2 separate regions of the Homo sapiens genome follow, and region 2 is linked to region 1. A link is an interaction called in ENCODE POLR2A ChIA-PET data of the cell type or tissue named here. Cell type or tissue: K562. All regions are shown on one strand. Each heading gives the region's core, and the rest is flanking DNA. Links, peaks and the distances in the headings are about the cores only.

What was found. ChIA-PET counts read pairs that join two places held together with the same protein. Peaks named below come from ENCODE experiments on the same cell type or tissue, not always from the same donor. Only the 100,000 strongest peaks of a DNase experiment are listed, where the experiment ranks them.
Region 2: POLR2A ChIA-PET joins it to region 1 with 5 read pairs; 1 of 35 experiments calls an interaction of 5 or more read pairs at or near these places.

The regions. Positions count from the first base shown.
Region 1 is chr20:62,569,530-62,573,905 of GRCh38, reverse strand. MIR1-1HG (MIR1-1 host gene) reads right to left here. Exons shown (of 4, transcript NR_171007.1): 4 at 3,142-3,462. It also overlaps the pseudogene RPL7P3. Among named protein-coding and RNA genes, the nearest start is that of MIR133A2, 6.8 kb to the right of the region's middle. RefSeq lists enhancers at 1,669-1,798, 4,101-4,376 and a silencer at 1,989-2,078. In K562, for the core only: a CTCF peak has its summit at 1,695; DNase peaks (open chromatin) are centred at 1,675 and 2,035; H3K27me3 peaks cover 2,366 bases.
Region 2 is chr20:63,939,901-63,944,276 of GRCh38, reverse strand. UCKL1 (uridine-cytidine kinase 1 like 1) reads left to right here. Exons shown (of 15, transcript NM_017859.4): 8 at 608-624; 9 at 3,069-3,167; 10 at 3,234-3,327; 11 at 3,421-3,483; 12 at 3,561-3,683; 13 at 3,792-3,899; 14 at 3,971-4,127; 15 at 4,222-4,376. The coding sequence ends at 4,301. MIR1914 (microRNA 1914) reads left to right here and starts at 2,733; the gene lies at 2,733-2,812. It overlaps MIR647 (microRNA 647), which reads left to right and starts at 1,551; the gene lies at 1,551-1,646. RefSeq lists enhancers at 534-1,245, 1,246-1,959. In K562, for the core only: no CTCF peak of the experiment used is centred there; DNase peaks (open chromatin) are centred at 1,885 and 2,387.

The DNA.
Region 1 (4,376 bases), core at 98-4,097:
GAGTCTTAAAATGATGTTGAAAGAGGCCAGGCACACAGCCCACACACTGCATGATTCCATTTAGAAAGTTCCAGCTGAAACAGATCTGATCCATGCTGGCTAGTCCATGATTGCTGGGACAGAGGAAGGGGATGACTGCCAAGGTATATGAGGGAAGTTTTTGAACTGATGGAATCTTCCAGATCTTGGTTGTGATGGTGGTTGCATGAGTGTAAAACTCAACATTTGTTAAAACTCTACAAACTTCACACTTAAAATCTGTGCATTTTTTTTGTATGTAAATTATATGACAACCAAGCTGACCCTGAGAGAGCACGCAGGACGTGGGGTCCACCCGATGAGACACACCTGGCCAGAGACAGGACGATCTGAGCTGCAAAGATGATAATAATTGCAGTGGACTGAGACCTACCAAACACGTTTCGGTTCATGAATCCATAATGATACATATTTCTTTTAAATTCAAAGGCAGTCACCATTTATTAACTTACCAGATTACAAAAATAATGATGTAGACCTGAGTTCATTCTGCTAGAAAGCCTGCTGGTCTGGTCTTCCTGGCTGCCAGCACCCCTACCTTCTACAAAACGAGTGGGCTTTTTCTTCATTTCACCTGGTGGAGAAGAGAACTTCAGCCCACAGGAGGTAGTCTGCTTCTTTGAAGTGTTTTCCAGCAGCGTAGATCTCATGCATCAGACCCTCCACGCAGACGATGCCGTATTGACCAGGAACTCCAGCAGTGGAAGAGCGCTCTCCAAGGTGGCCCGCTTCCTGTTGGTGTTGCCGGAGCCGTGCCTGGAGACCTGCTCCTCTACCGACTTCGTGTTCAGGCCCCCGACACAGTGCGGTGTCTGCTTCCACGTCCTGAAGGCACGTTCACTGAAGCCTTGCTGAGATGGACAGATGTGCCCCTGAAGACACAGTAAAGGTGAACAAGCTGCAAGCCCACACCGGGGACCCCCTGCTGCCAATGGCCAGGCCAGTCTGGGCTCCCAGGTGCGTACGACGAAGTGCCTCTGTCCCAGTGCCACAGTGACTCGGATCCCAGCTCTGGGCTCTGTATTCCTTGCGGTGGTGCAAAGCTTTCTCATAACTCAGCTTCCCCCTTGGCTTTCAAAGCATCTTTTTAAAAACTCCTGTCTCAGGCACCTGATCTTTAGTTCTGTGAAATCCTTCACTGCTCCATAAGGGGCTTCTGGTGCAGCAGGAACCTTCTCTTCCCTTCGATGCCGTCCACAGTTCCTGCTGGAAAGGGGCCTGCGCGCACAGTGGTATCGAGCAAGCCAATCCTCAGGAGGGCTTCGGGGACCTGGTGCATTTTCCTGAAAAGCGGCGGCTGCAGGAGAAGATTTGTGCCTTTATCCTGCTTCCTCTGGACAGTGGCACTGGGGATGAGACTGCGTGGAGGAGAAGAGTTTCCATAAAGGTATCCCGACAAATAAGTGAAAAAGAACTTCCAGACTCAGGACATCACCGTCTTGCAACCTTGATGGATTAGTGGCTTGAGGCACAGAGCAAGCCTGGCCACCATTCCAGGAGTGCACAGCCCTGACCTGTGTCCTCCTGATGGGGGGACAAAACAGAACCTGGGTTCCTGCTGCAGGGATGCAGCCTGAGTGGGAGGAGTCTCCGGGTCCAGCCACCAGCACACAGGAAGCTCAGAGGACAGAGGAACAGGCAGAACTGCACCAAGAGGGCGCCACCAGCAATCCTGATGCATGACACACCCCAGGCCAAACGACCTGGTCCTTCAGCAGACACATTATAAAAAAAAAAAGAGAGAGCAACAGGAGGGACCTACAGACTGAAACAGACTTGAAACATTTTTAAAATCAAGCTGTTATAAAAAGTTAGGCAAAGCTGGCAGGCTGTCGTGGCTCCCTGCCTCCCCACAGGCCCCACTTTCCCACAGGCCCTGCCTCCCCACAGACCCCGCCTTCCCACAGGCCCCACTTTCCCACAGGCCCCACCTTCTCACAGGCCCCGCCTCCCCACAGACCCCACCTTCCCACAGACCCCGCCTTCCCACAGACCCCGCCTTCCCACAGGCCCCGCCTTCTCACAGGCCCCACCTCCCCACAGGCCCCACCTCCCCACAGGTCCCATCCCACTTCCTGTCTACAGGAACTTCCACAGGGTCTCATTGAGGTGCCAGGGCAGAGGGGTGGTGAGGGGCCATAGCTTTGGGGAGGGGAACACAGAGGGAGAGGGAAGGGAAGGGGGAAGCACAGGGTTCACCTGGGAAAGCCCAAACAACCCCCCATGTGACTGCCTCATTCTGAGCTTCTCAGGGAAGCTCCCTCAGCCACCTCCCACCCATCCCCCTCCCCCACCTCAGGGACCCAACCTCCTCCCTCACTCAGCCTCCCCTGTCTGCCTTAGCTCACACCCAGCCCCTTCTCCAAACTGCCTGCGTCTGCTGCCGGAACCCTCTGTTGGCCCCTAATCCTACTGATGGGTGGTCTCACCTGCTGCGAGGCATTAGGCGTCTGTGTGATTGTGTGGTGGGGGGATGGGAGCGTGTGTGCATGTGAGTGTGTGCACATGTGTGCCTATGTGTGTGTGTTGTGCATGTGTGGGTGTGTGCATATATATGTTTGTGCACATGTGTGTGCCTGTGTGCATGCATGTGTACTCATGTATACATACATGAGTACCTGCATTGCTTTGTGTATCTGTGAGAAGCTGTGCATACATGTGCGTTTATGTGTGTGTGGAGGGGTGTGCCTGCATGTCCGTGTGTGGGAATGTGCAGGTAAGTGCATGTGTAAGCATGTGTCTGGGTGTGCACGTGTGTGCCTGTGTGTGCATCGTGCATGTGTGCATTGTGTGTGCCTGTGTGAGAATGTGCATGTGCCTCTGTGTGTGTGTTTGCACGTGTGTGTGTTTGCACATGTGTGGGTGTGTGCACATGTGAGCCTGTGCCAGTGTATGGGGTGTGTATGTGCTTGTGTGTGTTTCCCCAGCTGTAAGTGCTTGGCATTGGACTGAGCCAGAGGCGCACTGACGAGGAGAAGCACATGCCAATGCTGCTGGTGCTCGGTGGCATGACCGCTGTCATTCTGAAGTTTTTGTCTGACAGTGGAGGGATCTCCCCCAGAACACACTGGGGAGCTGGGGAGGATAAACAAGGTCTGAAACTGGGAATGAGCAGCTCATCTTTATTAAGGGTGGGCCTAGATACCCGTTCAGGGGCCATTGGTGGCATAGGTGCCAGGTGGAGTCCCTTCAGCAGTGGCTCCAGCCATAGCAGAGGAGGCGTTCCCAGCTGCACGGACTGGCATCGCCTCCAGCCCTGGTCAGCACAGATGTGCTGAACTTCCCCGTCAGCTGTTGCCCTTCACACACTGGAGCACTGTGGGGCTGGGGCTGAGAGAATGCCTCAGCATTGACAAAGAGAAGAATTTCTTTCAAATGAGCATTTTCCTTTTCTTTGTGAGTAATGGACATTTCAGGGCTGACCTACAGGAAAAAAAAAAACCCAGGGCAGGAGCCAGGACCAGAATTCTGTCCTAGAGCACCAGCCTCGCCCCCAGCACGCTGGGACAAGTGGACACAAAGTGAGGAAGCAGGAGACGGAGTGGCCGGGGTGGGAGCAGGGTCTCTTCTAAGGGCTCAAGATCCAGGACTGAAACACACAAACCCAGGTGGTCGGCCCAGGGGTCCTGGGGAGGGCGTGTGGGTGTTCCCACTGGAGGCAGCAGAGCAGGGATCTGGAATCCTTGGTCCAACCCAGGTCATTGCTCCTTGTCTTCAAGAGTTTCCAAAGCTTCCAGATCACGGGTTGTTCCTGAAACTTGGGAGGCCGCATTGGCCATTCTGCCTGGGACCCCGCCTCCTGTTCAGGCCCTCGGAGGCTTGTCCACACCCTGCCCCCGTTCTCTGGCTTCCTCCACAAATACACCTGGAGGAAGTCCCAGGCCACGGACACGGGAGCAAGGGGCTGGGAGAGACAACCTCGACAAGCGACCCCACAGCCTAGCGCTTGGTGGCCCGTGTGCCCTGCTGCAGACCAGAGGCCGCCCGGTCAGCAGGACCTGAGGAGGGACAGGGTGCTGGGGTGGGAGATGGACAGCGCCTGAGCGAGCTGCTGAGGAGAGGGAAGTAGGGCCCTGCAGAGGGACGGGAGCCACGGCAGGGGCGGCAGGTGTGGTGGGTGCAGGAGGTGCGGTGGGCGCAGCAGGTGCGGTGGGCGCAGCAGGCGTGGTGGGTGACCCACGGGAGGCTGCTCAGGCCTTTGCCTCCATCCCATGCTCAGGAGGAAGGAAGTCAGGATGTTTTTGGTGATGCCATGGAACCACAGGCATGTCAGAGCCAGCAGAGTTTGGACAACGTTGTGCCCAGGGCTTGGCACAGGAGCATTTGTGGACAGCAGT
Region 2 (4,376 bases), core at 140-4,139, 1.4 Mb before region 1:
GCCAGCCCTGAGTGTCCTGAGCCTGCTTGGCCAGTCAGATTGTCCAGCCCAGACCCCATCCCGTTGTGCTGTGCAGGGCCTGGGTTCCCTGAGGAAGCTGGGGTGGGGGTACAGGTGCTCAGGACCCAGCCGAGGGTGCAGCCCGCTCAGCACACCCAGCCTGAGCTTTTGGGAAGACAGGCATGACCTGCTGGCCCAGGATTGTGGGGTTTCACTGCTGAGTCCCACGCCAGGCCAGGCTCCTCTCTTTCTCAGGGGGTCACCCCAGGAGCGACACCCCCACCAGAGGTCCCCTGCTCCCTGAGGCATTCTATGGCTGGGCCTTGGAGCCTGAGTGGCTCTGAACACACTCCCTACCAGGATGTTGAAGGCCTGAGGCCTGCAGAACAGAGCCCAGGGTCCTGGCTCTGATTGCCCCAACGCAGAACTGCAGGTCTGGCCCAGGTGGTCCCCAGGTTACAGGCATTAGAAGCTTGCCACCCCCCATGGCTGGCTGTGTCCCCGCGGGCCTGCAGCATGTCCATTCCTGGGTGGGGGTGGCCTGGCCGCCTGCCCTGGTCACTGACGCGCCACCGTTCCCTTGTGTCTTCCTGTGTTGCTGCCACAGCGTGAACTCAGCGTCAGGTAAGACTTGCACAGCTGTCTGCACAGATGGAGGCACTTCCAACACCTCCAAGGAGCTCTGGGGTCTGGGCTGTGATCCAGCCAGGCAGCTGGCTCTTCCCCAGTCACAGAAGGGGTGGTGTGGAGTGGTCCCAGCCCTGCTTCTGCCTCCCCTTGCTGGCAGATGAGGACACTGAGGCACAGAGACGTGAAGTAGCTTGCCCAGCGTCACGGAGTCCTGACCCTGTCCTGGCCAGACTTTGCTGGAGGCTCCCCTGACTCCTGAGTCTGTCTATGGGATTTGACCCCAGAGAGCACAGCTGTCCTCCTGAGCCAGCACTGCCAGGCCTCTGGGGCAGTGACTACAGACATGTCCCAGCAGCCAGGGAGCCTGCTGTACCTCCTGTGCCCAGCCTCACGGACCAGTCAGCTTTCCCTGGTTGCAGGTGGAGGGCCTCGCGCCTGTCCTCCCACCCACCCGGGTCCTGCTTGCCCCAGCTCTGTCCTCGCAGCCCGCACAGCTCTGCCAGCAGGAACTGGGCAACTGCAGCAAGAAGCTTGGGCTGGGCCGGGGCCGCATCCCACTGTCCCTCCCCAAGGGCAGGCATGCAGGGGGGTCAGCCACAAGGGACCTGCCCTTCTCCCTGCCTTCTGTGGGTTGGGAGGCTCCTGACTGAGCCACCTGGAGGGAGAGCCCTCACATTCAGAGCCCTCCAAAGAGTTTGCCAAATGTTGGAAATGCCTCCAGGGCCCGTCCACCAGCCGTCCAGCTTCCGGTGCCTGCATGAGTCTCCGCTTGGCCCTCTCCTCGGCCTAGGAACCCGCAGGTCTTGTCCCGTCAGGTTCCTCCTGAAGCTTTTGTTCTGAGAGGAAAAACTTTCCAGGGTTTCAAACTTGGAAAAACACCTGAACGCAGCCAGACACATTTTCCGTCGTCTGGTCAGCCAAGGAAGTGTTGGCCTGTGGCTGCACTCACTTCCTTCAGCCCCAGGAAGCCTTGGTCGGGGGCAGGAGGGAGGGTCAGGCAGGGCTGGGGGCCTGACCGCCCACACTCCTCCTCAGGCCTGCGGGGAACGCCCTGCTCCCCAACTAAGCAGCCTTCTCTTTGTTCTCTTCCTTCTCTCTGTAAACCCCCGTTTCCTGCCTTGTTCCCTCCCTGAACATGCTCTTCACCTGGCAAGCAGAGGAAGCTACGTTGGGATATGTGAGCAGTGTGCTCCGTGGTGCTGCTGTGTGACCCGCCTTCCCGTAGCCCCTTGCCCCGCTGCTCCCGCTAGGCCCTCTTTCCTGCTCCTGCCCCGCCCCTTTCCCTGCCGCTGTCACGCCTCTTTTCTGCCCTGCCACACCCCATTTCCGGCCCCGCCCCTTTCCCTGCCGCTGTCACGCCTCTTTTCTGCCCTGCCACACCCCATTCCCGGCCCCGCCCCTTTCCCTGCCGCTGTCACGCCTCTTTTCTGCCCTGCCACACCCCATTCCCGGCCCCGCCCCTTTCCCTGCCGCTGTCACGCCTCTTTTCTGCCCTGCCACACCCCATTCCCGGCCCCGCCCCTTTCCCTGCCGCTGTCACGCCTCTTTTCTGCCCTGCCACACCCCATTCCCGGCCCCGCCCCTTTCCCTGCCGCTGTCACGCCTCTTTTCTGCCCTGCCACACCCCATTCCCGGCCCCGCCCCTTTCCCTGCCGCTGTCACGCCTCTTTTCTGCCCTGCCACACCCAATTCCGTGCCCTGCCTCTTTCCTTCCCCTGCCACACCCAATTCTGTGGCCTGTCGCTTTCCTCTTCCTGCCCCTGCATCACCCCCTTTCCTGCCCCGCCCCATTCCCTGCCCCTGTCATGCCCCTTTCCGGCTTTGCCTCCTCCCTGTCCCACCTCTTTCTTGCCTCCACCCCGCCCTTTTCCTGCCCGCTCCTAGACCTGCTGCTGCCCCGGCCATCCCCAGGCTTGGGCAGCGGGGCGGGACGGGACAGCCAAGAGACACTGAGCCAGCTTTGCCCCCCACCCCCCTCTCTTGAGGGGCCGCGCACCACCTCGGGGAGGAGCCAGGGCGGGGCCTGACCCCACAAAGCTTTAGTTCCCCCGGGGAGAGGCTGGGGACAAGCTACCCATTCTGGGGTATGACACCTATCAGCACGTGTGAGCCCGCCCTGTGCCCGGCCCACTTCTGCTTCCTCTTAGCGCAGGAGGGGTCCCGCACTGGGAGGGGCCCTCACAGCCTACCCCGCTAGCTTTCTGCCTGATGGTGAGCTTGCCCCGTTGTTCGCCGCCATCTTTCGCCTTTGCCTGACAGCTCAGGTAGGGCGACGTCTCCCCCCAGCTCAGCCCCAGGCAGAAGTCAGGCCCGCTCTGCACCTCGTGCTGTGCCTGGCCCGTGTGTTCCCCTCACAGTGACGCACAGCCGTCCTGTGGGGAGGGAGGGCTCTGGGAAAAGACCCCCTTCTTGAGTGTTCCCCATCGGTTTGTCCCCAGGGCTGCGCTGGCCTCGGCACACCAGTGCCACCCGCTGCCCCGGACGCTGAGCGTCCTGAAGAGCACGCCGCAGGTACGGGGCATGCACACCATCATCAGGTGAGGGCCCACCTGGGGACGGGGCGGCCCCGGGCGCGTGCTCCCGCTCAACTGTTGGCCCCACAGGGACAAGGAGACCAGTCGCGACGAGTTCATCTTCTACTCCAAGAGACTGATGCGGCTGCTCATCGAGCACGCGCTCTCCTTCCTGCCCTTTCAGGTTCGTAGCCCGTAGCCCGCGAGGTGGAGGGTGGGTCTTGGAGCCGGTGCGAGCTCCCTGCGCTCACCGGAGTCCTCACCCTGCACCCCACAGGACTGCGTCGTACAGACCCCGCAGGGGCAGGACTATGCGGGCAAGTGCTATGCGGGGAAGCAGGTACCTGCCTGGGCACACCTGGGCGCGGGACAGGCTGCTGGGGCGGGATGTGGGCGCTTAGCCTCCCCTCCCCGCAGATCACCGGTGTGTCCATTCTGCGCGCCGGTGAAACCATGGAGCCCGCGCTGCGCGCTGTGTGCAAAGACGTGCGCATCGGCACCATCCTCATCCAGACCAACCAGCTTACCGGGGAGCCCGAGGTGCCTGGGGGCAGCCGGGGTGATGAGCCCGGGGGTAGGGGGCAGAGGGAGCTCACAGCAAGGGGACGCAGGGAGCCCCACCTGCAGCCTGACCCCTGCTGCCCGCAGCTCCACTACCTGAGGCTGCCCAAGGACATCAGCGATGACCACGTGATCCTCATGGACTGCACCGTGTCCACGGGCGCGGCGGCCATGATGGCAGTGCGCGTGCTCCTGGTGAGTGAGCCCTGGGTAGGCGGGGCAGGTTCAGGCAGAGGTGGGATTTACCTGCCCAATACACTCGGTAGGACCACGACGTGCCTGAGGACAAGATCTTTTTGCTGTCGCTGCTCATGGCAGAGATGGGCGTGCACTCAGTGGCCTATGCATTTCCGCGAGTGAGAATCATCACCACGGCGGTGGACAAGCGGGTCAATGACCTTTTCCGCATCATCCCAGGCATTGGTGAGGCTGCCCGGGCCCTTCAGCCGCACATGAGGGCAGGGTGGGTGGCCCTGGGAGGCCCCACCACACTGGACCCCCCCCCCCCTTTTTCCAGGGAACTTTGGCGACCGCTACTTTGGGACAGACGCGGTCCCCGATGGCAGTGACGAGGAGGAAGTGGCCTACACGGGTTAGCTGCCCAGTGAGCCATCCCGTCCCCACCACCCTCCTCCTGCCTCCTGACCCAGGACTGCTGAATACAAAGATGTT